2 separate regions of the Homo sapiens genome follow, and region 2 is linked to region 1. The links are chromatin contacts, found by Hi-C or POLR2A ChIA-PET in ENCODE. All regions are on one chromosome and are shown on one strand. The core of a region is the stretch at or near the end of the contact, and the rest is flanking DNA. Distances in the headings are between cores, read along the strand shown. Region 1 holds the start of SUZ12 (SUZ12 polycomb repressive complex 2 subunit). Region 2 has its middle 14 kb from the start of RHOT1.

What was found. A loop is a pair of places that touch in the nucleus more often than their neighbours do. ChIA-PET counts read pairs that join two places held with the same protein, here RNA polymerase II (POLR2A). Pooled maps may share reads with other maps.
Region 2: a map with no recorded cell type shows a loop between it and region 1 (5-fold over the local background). The contact joins the enhancer-like site here to the promoter of SUZ12 in region 1. A Hi-C loop is called at or near these places in 1 of 168 maps with a recorded cell type or tissue (CD8-positive, alpha-beta T cell), 2 of 37 single-sample maps with no recorded cell type and 9 of 50 pooled maps. POLR2A ChIA-PET finds 5 or more read pairs at or near these places in 5 of 52 experiments (HEK293, WTC11, activated CD4-positive, alpha-beta T cell and 2 more).

What each region holds. Positions count from the first base shown.
Region 1 is chr17:31,933,352-31,938,704 of GRCh38, reverse strand. SUZ12 (SUZ12 polycomb repressive complex 2 subunit) reads right to left here and starts at 1,698. Exons shown (of 16, transcript NM_015355.4): 1 at 1,185-1,698. The coding sequence starts at 1,458. RefSeq lists an enhancer at 1,022-1,607 and a silencer at 1,348-1,807.
Region 2 is chr17:32,125,571-32,130,952 of GRCh38, reverse strand. No RefSeq gene overlaps it. Among named protein-coding and RNA genes, the nearest start is that of RHOT1, 14 kb to the left of the region's middle. RefSeq lists enhancers at 3,221-3,280, 3,341-3,560. Within about 2 kb of position 3,417, at least 38 of the 41 ENCODE cell types and tissues checked have a DNase peak (open chromatin) inside an H3K27ac peak, as active enhancers do; they include CD8-positive, alpha-beta T cell, where a contact is called at or near this core.

The DNA of each region.
Region 1 (5,353 bases), core at 449-2,948:
ACAAGTATCATTATTGTCACCACTGCCCTTCAGTTCTACATCCTATTTCCAATTAAAGCCTCTCTAGATATTTCAAAGTATACTAAGAAATACGTGAATAATGTGAATCTCTCTGAAGCAGGTTCAATATTCGTTTCCATAAAAACTGAAATTCCTTCTATTAAGTTCCAATTAGAATTTCATGAAGCACTAATGAGAGAGAATGAAGGAAGGGTATTAAACAACGTAATACGTCTTTCTAAGCACAGCTGATACCATGCCCTTAACATATGCCACAGTGAAACTGTAAATAAGGACACTGGGCGGTAGAGCCAAGTTTATTCAAGTTTCTGTAAGATTATTTAGCTATTAAAGATCACCCAAATTATAACACACAAAAGCAAAAAAGGGAACCAATCAGGATATAACATTCCTTAAAGAACAATCAGGATTATTCATAGTCACGATGTTTTTAATAAATTCTATTGTTTGTTTCCAGACACCTTGCTCTCCTTTCCAAATAAGTCAGTTTCACCTTCCAGACAGAACTTAGAAACAGAAATTGACGCAAGAAAATGTTCTGTAAGCCAGGTAGAAAAAGCAGAATTCCGGGGTCGTCTCCAGAGAAGATGCTTGACCACTCTCTGGCTCAGTTTACATATCCACAAAATGGGTGGATAGATTTGAAGGGTTTTAAGCATCCAAAGGTGCCATAGGAACCTGCAGCACCAAGTTAGCGCGAAGGCATTTCAGACTAAGGACACTTTCTTCGGTTCCACTGCACTCATCCCTTCACAGGCTTCATTTTGCCCCTCAAAAGCTACAACCGAAACCCCTGTATTTCTAGAGTCCGAAAGGCATGAAAGAAAACAAGAACCAGTCTCGGGATGTGACTGCGGCTCAGTTCAACTGCTACCTCCTCATCTAAAAGCCGCCTGCTCTGAACGTGGGGCCCCAGTCCCGAGCCTCTTGCGTCAATCTTGGGGGAGTCAAGAACCCGCCCGGACCCTCTTTTCCAGCTCTCCCAAGGCCCTGGACTCCGGATCCCCTGGAGACGTAATCTCCGAAAGGGGGACATCCCCTCAATTCCTCCCTCCACTACCACACAAGTGGACTCCCGAGGAGGAAGGGGGCCCAGCAGAGTGTCCCATCCCCGGTGTTGGCAGAGTGGGTCTTCCTGCCCTCAAAGCCTCGCACACACTCACTCTCAAAGGCCTGGAGGAAAAGCTCGTGGTCAGCCTGGACGTGCTCCATTTTCGGCTTCTTCACCGGTAACACCGCAGCCCCCGCCGCTGCCGCCGCGGAGGAGGAGGAGGAGGCCGAGTAACTGCCACCCCCTCCACAGCTCCCGCCGCCGGATTTGCCGCCCGAAGCCGTCGCCGCCGCCACCGCCGCCGAACCCCCGAAGCCGCCTCCCCCGGACCCCGCGCTGGGCCCCGAGCCGCCCCCTCCCCCACCGCCGTGCTTCTGAGGCGCCATCGCGGTTCCTGCCTCCTCCCCCCGCCAGCTACCCGCCGGGCGGCCCCGGAGAGCAAGCGCCTGCAATACCAACCGCTCGCCCCAGCAGGCTCCGGCGGACCGAGGGGGGAAGGAGGAGAGAGGGGAGGAGAGGGGAAGGGAAGGGAGGAGGAGAGGAGGGAAGGAGGGAGGAAAAAAAAAGTGTCTCCTCAGAGCCCCGCTCCGCTTCGGAGGCCGCTCACCCTACCCTGGCCTCGCTCCGCCCACTTCCCCCGCCCGGCGCTCTGATTGGCCGGCGGGAGCGCGCACCGCCGGGCCGCCCAGCCCGTTGGCCCGCGGATTCCCCCGTCAGTCACGCGGAGGCGCTTCTCGCGGAGGCGCGGCTTGGTTGGCCCGTGCGCGCTGCCGATCGCGGGCCCGGCCGCCTCTTTGAACTGAATTCGCGGGAAAATTAGGGGTCGGAGCGGCCTTCCTGCTGGCCCCGGTGCATTGTGGGGAGAGAAGGACCCAGCGAGCGGTTTAGCGAGTCTAGATCCTTAGTTTGTTGCCCCCAAACACCGTAAGAGTGGTCAGAGAGGTAAACTGGTTGAGAAGTACTTACATACACTCTTCTCTTCTTTAGGATCTATACCTTTTCAGCTCAGAAAGCTGAGAAGGAATCCGGTGTTTTGCGAGTCTTGCTTTTTTTTTTTTTTGAGACGGAGCCTCCCTCTGTCGCCCAGGCTGGAGTGCCAGTGGCGCGACTTCGTCTCCCTACAACCTGCGCCTCCCGGGTTGAAGCGATTCTCCTGCCTCAGCCTCCAGAGTAGCTGGGATTACAGGCGCTCGCCACCACGCCTGGCTAATTTTTTGTGTTTTTAGTAGAGACAGGGTTTCACCATTTTGGCCAGGCTGGTCTCGATCTCCTGACCTCGTGATCCACCTGCCTCGGCTTCCCAAAGTGCTGGGATTACAGGCGTGAGCCACCGCGCCTGGCCAGGTCTTGCTTTGAACGATAGACACATAGGCCCATTTCAGTCTTCTGGCACAGATTGGTTTGGAGTTGAGCTAATGATTTGAATTTCAGGTTGGACAAGATGATCTCTAAGGATGTTCTTCCAATTTTTATATTACGTTAAAATTTCAAAAATCCCAACCTATAAACATAGAACCATTTCATACTCTAAACAGCATTTTTTAAATGTCTACTTGGGTTCTCTATAGTTAACTGCAAAACACTGTTTACAAAACAAGTGTCTCTGGAATGGTTATTCAAGTTGTTTACAAAACTAGTTATCTTTGTAATGATTAAATACCTAAAGTACAGGTTTTATCAAAGCCTTTGCTACTTAAGAAAGTGATCTCTGCAAATGACGTATATAGTATTTGGCATTTCAGGAACACATCTGAAATTAGGTATACCTTCTTACCTGAAATAAGGAATGCCTGTTGTTAAGGACAAGCTATATTTTATATTCAGACAAAAAGTTCAGAATCCCCTCTTGTTTGTTACACTATCCTCTGTAGTCTTTTTTTTTTTTGAGACGGATTCTCGCTCTGTCACCCAGGCTGGAGTGCAAGGGCGCGATCTTGGCTCACTGCAACCTTGGCCTCCCGAGAGAAATACCAGTAAGTTCTCTTGGTAACAAAGCCACAGGCACTGCTAACACTACTATGATTTGTCACCTATTAGTAGTTGAAGGAGATGCTAAATTCTAGCTAGAGGTTAGTGTAAATAAATATATATATTTTTTGTCATTCAAGTTCTCAGACTTCCTGAAGCCTGTTCAAGTTAAGAACCTTTGTGTTATAGCAGCAAGTCTTTTTCTTTCTACTTTACTGTTAAGCTCTTGGGGCACGGATGATGGATGCTTTGGTAGCTGAGGTGTCTATCACTGTGCCTGGCATAGAATCAGGATTCATCCAATGAGTCTTGATGAATAAAGTTGGACACCAGCGCACAAATATAAATTAGGATAATAATGACTGAGTGCTTACTATGTGCCAGGCAATACTTTAAGTTTTTACAAGCTTAACATTCAATTCTCACACCAATCCTCTGAGGTAGACATTTATTAATATCTCCATTTCATAGATGAGGAAATAACAGCAAGACTTGTTAAGAAGCTTGCACAAACCGGGATTTTTAACCCAGGCAGTGTCTCTGGAGCCCTCATGCTTCACTATCATGCCAGAAAAATAAAGAGTTTTGTTTGTTGTTATTGTTGTTGTTGTTGTTTTGAGATGGAGCCTCACTCTGTGGCTCAGGCTAGAGTGCAGTGGCACAATCTCGGCTCACCGCAACCTCAGCCTCCCGGGTTCAAGTGATTCTCCTGCCTTAGCCTCCCAAGTAGCTGGGATTACAGGTGCATGCCACTATGCCTGGCTAATTTTTTGTATTTTTAGTAGAGATGGGGTTTCACCTTGTTAGCCTGGATGGTCAGGATCTCCAGACCTTGTGGTCGACCAGCCTTGGCCTCCGAAAATGTGGGGCTTACAGAAGTGAGCCCCACACCTTGCCAAGAGTTTTAAAGATAAAAGATGTAGGATATGTCAGGCCGGGCACGGTGGCTCACACCTGTAATCCCAGCACTTTGGGAGGCTGAGGCGGGCGGATCACGAGTTCAAGAGATTGAGACCATTCTGGCCAACATGGTGAAACCCCATCTCTACTAAAAATACAAAAATTAGCTGGGCGTGGTGGTGCTTGCCTGTAGTCCCAGCTACTCGGGAGGCTGAGGCAGGAGAATTGCTTGAACCCGGGAGGCGGAGGTTGCAGTGAGCTGAGATCATGCCACTGCACTCCAGCCTGGCGACAGAGTGAGACTCCGTCTCAAAAAAAAAAAAAAAAAAGTTGTAGCATATGTCATGTCTAAGTCAAGAAAGATCAGTAGGCTGGGTGCGGTGGCTCACGCCTGTAATCCCAGCACTTTGGGAGGCTAAGTTGGAACACAAGGTAAGGAGATCAAGACCATCCTGGCCAACACAGTGAAACCCTGTCTCTACTAAAATACAAAAAATTAGCCGGGCATGGTGGCATGTGCCTGTAGTCCCAACTACTGGGGAGGCTGAGGCAGGGAAATCACTTGAACCCGGGAGGCAGAGGTCACAGTGAGCCTGGATCGTGCCACTGCACTCTAGCCTGGTGACAGAGAAAGACTCCGTCTCAAAAAACAAAAAACAAAAAAAGGCCGGGCACGGTGGCTCAAGCCTGTAATCCCAGCATTTAGGGAGGCCAAGACGGGCGGACCACGAGGTCAGGAGACCGAGACCATCCTGGTTAACACAGTGAAACCCTGTCTCTACTAAAAATACAAAAAAATTAGCCAGGTGTAGTGGCGGGCGCCTGTAGTCCCAGCTACTCAGCAGGCTGAGGCAGGAGAATGGCGTGAACCCAGGAGGCGGAGCTTGCAGTGAGCCGAGATCACGCCACTGCACTCCAGCCTGGGGGACAGAATGAGACTCCATCTCACAAAAAAAAAAAAAAAAATCAGTAAATATTGCCTCTAAGGCTGGGCGCTGTGGCTCACGCCTGTAATCCCAGCACTTTGGGAGGCCAAGACGGGTGGATCACGGGGTCAGGAGATCGAGACCATCCTGGATAAAATGGCGAAACCCTGTTTCTACTAAAAATACAAAAAAATTAGCCGGGTGTGGTGGCGGGCACCTGTAGTCCCAGCTACTCGGGAGGCTGAGGCAGGAGAATGGTGTGAACCCGGGAAGCAGAGCTTGCAGTGAGCCGAGATTGCGCCACTGCACTGCAGCCTGGGTGACAAGCAAGACTCCGTCTCAAAAAAAAAAAAAAATTGCCTCTGATGTGCTGAAATGAATAATCATCAGTATGAATGCACTTGACTTAAAATAACCAAGGTATCAAGCCTCCCTTTTACTTGTACAGTGTCTATCCTCCATTCATCCTCATTTCCTTAAAATTTAG
Region 2 (5,382 bases), core at 2,168-4,667, 190 kb before region 1:
GTCCTCTCTCTCTGGCACATGCTTGCTTGCCCTTCTGCTTCTCTGCCATGTTAGGACACAGGTCAAAGGCCCTCACCAGAAGCTGACCAGATGAGCTGCTCAATCTTGGACTTCCCAGCCTCTAGAACTGTGAACCAAAATAAATCTCTTTTCTTTGTAAATTACCCAGTCTCAGGGTGCATTCCTAAGGTGTATCAGATAACTCTGGGTGACAAGACAGGCAGAACCTCATTATCAGCCTCTCAAGCCTGAGTGAAATGTTTTCATTTTAATAATTGTGGAGTGGTGTCTCATTAATGGTTTTAATTTGCATTTCCTTAAAGAGTGATGATGTTGAACATCTATTCAGTTGGTTATTTATGCCTGTGTCTCTTCTTTTTTTGCATTGTCTGTTCCAACATGTTGCCCATTTATAAACTTAGATGGTTTTCTCATTATTTAATTTTGAGAGTAATTTACATATTTTGGATGAGAGTACTTTTTTTTGTTGTTGTTGGTGTTTAACAAGACTTGACAGATGCAAGCACTTTATCAGAAATCTGATTTTCAAATATTTTCTCTCAGCCTGTGACGATCTTTTCATTTTTTCAACAGCGTCTTTTGAAAGCAGTTCTTAAATTTTTTTGAATGTGCCAAACACATTCATATTTATTTTCTTTTTTTAAAAGTAAATAATAAACAGCAGTTTATCAGTTTGTTAAACAAAAAAAATGACAGGCTGAGGTAAGTCTCCATCAGCCAAAGTTTATTGAGTCCAAGCTTGAGGAAGTGCCCAGGAAAAACACAAGGCACAGAAAGAGTCTGTGGCATGGATTCTCTGAAGAGGTTTTAAGGAGATTTAGTATTTATACATATCCTTAAACAGGGGAAGGCATGGCCAGGCACGGTGGCTCAAGCCTGTAATCCCAGCATTTTGGGAGGCCGAGGCAGGCAGATCACCTGAGGTCGGGAGTTGGAGACCAGCCTGACCAACATGAAGAAACCCCATCTCTACTAAAAATACAAAATTAGATGGGCGTGGTGGTACATGCCTATAATCCCAGCTACTCGGGAGGCTGAGGCAGGAGAATCGCTTGAACCTGGGAGGCGGAAGTTGTGGTAAGGCAAGATCACGCCATTGCACTCCAGCCTGGCCAACAAGAGCGAAACTCTATCTCAAAAAAAAAAAAGAGGGGTGGGGAAGGCATGTAGGATGAGGGGCAGGTAAGTAGTGAGACAGGGAATGGTTATATTCTTGTGAGACTTTAGTTAGTGCCCAGTAGATCTGCATTTTACATAAGATAAGGTGAACTTCTGAAGGAAAAAAAGGGAGTAAAGGAAGAATTAATTGTGCAGGTGTCTCCGGGTAGGTGGAAGCATGATTAATCTCATCTTCGCTTTGTTCTGCACCTGGAAAGATAAGCTTGGAATCAACATTATCCGTGTAGAAAGGAACAACATTGGTTTCAGGAGCTACATTTAGATTGCAGACCTAAAGTTACAATCAACATGCCCTCATTTTACGGGTGGATATACATCTTGACATCTTGAAAGTTTTTGAGGCAGCAAAATATTTAAGTGTGACTGATTTGTGGGGCAAACATCTGGAGCTGCCTGAGGCCTTTTGCATCCTGTGGGGGTCTGGCTAATGCTTCATGCTTTCACACAAGCTTGTGAAGTAGCAGCTTTGCACTTGGCAAAAGCATGGCAGTGTTGTGTGGCACAACCTCCAGGCTTAACTTTCTCTTTGGCATAAGGAGTTTGGGGATCCTGAGATTCTTTTTATTTTCCTTTATAAGTTTTACTTTTTTAAAACCTAAGCTTAACATTACATATTTAAACAACTGTCAAAACTTACTAAGTTGCCAGCCAGCATTCACGCACAACTAGAAAACATGCTTAATTTATATTAAACCAGAAATATATTACCATTAATATCTTTCAGTACTAAATACTGGGGAAAAAAAGCAATTATTTCTGTAGAAGATTCATCCTGAACAATGTTAACTTATCAGCAGGCTGACACCACTTGCATCACATTTCAAGAAAAATTGAAAATCAGATACATTGGTAGTGTACAATCTTGTACACTACCGAAGAATCATAGCTGGATGGGTGCAGTGGCTTCCACCTGTATTCCCAGCACTTTGGGAGGCTGAGGCGGGAGGCTTCCGTGATAGTTAAACTCTGCCTGTTGAAAAAAAACAAACCGGGGATGGTGGCAAAGTCACGCCTGTAATCCCAACACTGTGAGAGGCCGATGCAGAAGGACTGATTGAGTCCAGGAGCTTGAGACCAGCCTGGGCAACATGGAGAAACCCTGTCTCTACAAAAAATACAAAAATTAGCTAGGCATGCTGGTGCATGCCTGTAGTCCCAGCTACTCGGGAGGCCTAGGTGGGTGGGAAGATTGCTTGAGCCTGGGAGGTTGAGGCTGCAGTGAGCCAAGATGGAGCCATAGCCTGGGTGACAAAGCGACACCCTGTCTCAAATAAATAAATAAATAAATGAGTCACAGCTTACTTTGGATTATGTTTAATTAAGAAAAGCAAAGTGCATACAGAGATTTATAACTTTAAAAACAAAAAAAAAAAGTCTTTTTATATGATCCAAAGAATAAACTCAAAAGTCCATGACAAATAGAAGTTCTAAACAATTGTTTACAAATACTTTAGGTATAATTACAGTAAAAGTCAAGTTCATTTGAAATCACCAAAAAAAAAGTTTCAGGTTGGACACGGTGGCTCACCACCTGTAATCCCAGTATTTAGGGATTTTCTTACAATAAAAGGCATACAGGTTGATTATTTTAGGCATACAGGTTGATTATTTTAGGCATACAGGTTGATTATTAAATGACATGATTGCCCATATATAAAATTTTAAGGAATCTAAAAACAAAAAACAGCTTCCAAAACTAGTGAGTTTAGAAGCACAGAGGATGCAACATAAATATATGAAAATCGATTGTATTTCTATATAGTAACAAAAAACAAGTAGACACTAAAATTAAAACTACTATGTTGTTTATAATCATTCGAAAAGGTAAATACTTAGCTATAAATCTCACAAAACATGGACAGAACTCATAAGCTGAAACCTACACAGTGCTGAGGAAAACAGTCCCTGGATCATCCTGCAGCCTGGAGGGCACCGCCTCGGCGGCCCGGCTGACTCTCACGGCCCTGGGACTTTCAGGGTGGAGCGTGAACAGGCTTCCGGGAAACATCTTCCATCAGCCAAACCGTCCCGCTGCCTTATTGAAGAAGTCCATCTTCCAGTTTTTCTGCTCATATCTCTGAATCTCTCCTTGGCAAAGGCTCACGTGGGCTCCGGCACGGGCGTCATGCGGAGGACAAGGAAGGGGAGCCGCGCGTCTGGGGGTGACTCCCGGAGCCCCGCCTGCACCCAGGCCCGCCCTTCCTGCGCAGTGGCCCTGCCTGAGGCTGCTTTCCACCAGCGGGAATCGAAACTGATCTAGATGAGAACACATATGTGGAGGGAGGAGACTTGGCTAGAAAGGAGAAAGAGCAAGAACACCTTTATGAGGCAGAGAAGGGACAGTGACGAGGATTAGGGTTCAGGGCTGCAGGCTGCCCCCCTGCTGGTCCCCCAGCTCAGGCCCCTCCCCACCCCTCCCTCTAGCCGAACTCTCATCAGCAGGACCAGGCAGCACAGGGCTTGGCCCAAAAAGAACAAATTGAAGTTATTCAGAGAGCTGAGGAAACCCCTCTTATAGGCATCAACTGGTTTCCAGGAAAAGAGAGATGTTAATAGCTGACCCCACCACTGCAATGACTCTTTTGAGCCCTAAAGCAAATAGAAAAATCACTGGGGTAGGGAAGAAACATTTCGCATAGTGGTGCTCAGACTTTGGTAAGACAAGAATCTTCCAAGATTTGGGTGCTTGGGGGTAGGGCTAGAAATGTGCATTCTCTTTTTTTTTTTTTTGAGATAGGGTCTCGGTCTGTTGCCCAGGCTGGAGTGCAGTGGCTCAATCATGGCTCACTGTAGCCTCGACCTCCCGGGCTCAAGTGATCCTCCCACCTCGGCCTCCCAAGTAGCTGGGACCAGCGACATGCACCACCACGCCCCGCTAATTTTTTACTTTTTTGTAGATGCAGAGTCTTGCTATGTTGCTCAGGCTGGTCTTAAACTCCTGGGATCAAGTGATCCTCCTACCTTGGCCTCTCAAAGTGCTGGGATTATAAGTGTGAGCCACCATGCCCAGCTGAAAGCTGCATTTTCAGCAAGCCTCTCACACAGACCTTGGTTTTGTGGGCCCTAAAGATTACAAATATAGGGGGCATCTTTAAGAAAAATAATTTCTTTTTTTTTTTTTGTCTTTGAAACAGACTCTGGCTCTGTCACCCAGGCTGGAGAGCAGTGGCATGATCTCTGCTTACTGCAGCCTCCACCTCCAGGACTCCCACCTCAGCCTCCCAAATAGCTGGTACTACAGGTGCACACCACCACGCCCAACTAATTGTTACATTTTTTGTAGAGACAGGGTTTCCTCATGTTGTCCAGGCTGGCCTTGAACTCCAGGGCTCAAACGATCCTACCACTTTGGCCTGCCAAAGGCTCGGATTACAGGCATGAGCCACCGTGCCTGGCCAAAAAATAATATCTTACTTTACAAAACTAGATGAGCATCTGTGTGCATTGCTAGTGGGGCCCCACACAAGGGAAGGACCCTGCGGCACAAGCCTCGTAGCCCTTCCCATGAGTCCACTTCTGAGCCAAGAGGATTTTGATGCAGGAAGAAAGAGCTTCCTTGAAGAAACACAGACCAGTGCTTTAGTCACAGCATTACTGAGCACCTGCTGGGTGCCAGGCCCTGAGCTTGACTGTGGGGACCACAAACCAAGAGGGCACTGACCTTTCCCACCATGTATCATTAGAGTTGGTGGTTATGAAAATTATTAAATGCACTAACACGCTATGAAGGAAATGTAGTCAGTGTTCTGGGGGGAGAAAAGGGGGCCGGCAGCTAAGTGAAACCAGGCAAGTTACTTTAAATCTCCAAGCCTCAGTTTCCTCATCTGTAAAATGGAGCTCATCACAGAACCTATTTCATAAGGTTGTTGTGAGGATTAAAAGAGCTAATGCCTGTGAGGTACTTAAGTCCGTGCCCGGCACAGAGTGAGCACTCTAAGTTATATCTGTGTTTTTGCATATCGGACCTGTGATTGGTGAGACCAGGGTGGACTTCAGGGAGGGGGTGGGCCTTTGGTTTAGGACAGATGGTGCATTCCAGGGACTGCAGGGAGAAGGAGTAGAAGAGCACGCTCCTCTCTGTGTGTGCACTTGTGTGTGCATGTGTGTGTGTTTGTGCACGTGTGTCCTCAGGGAGAGATGAGCAGCTCCTTGTGACTGAAGAGCAGACATCAAGAAGGAGGC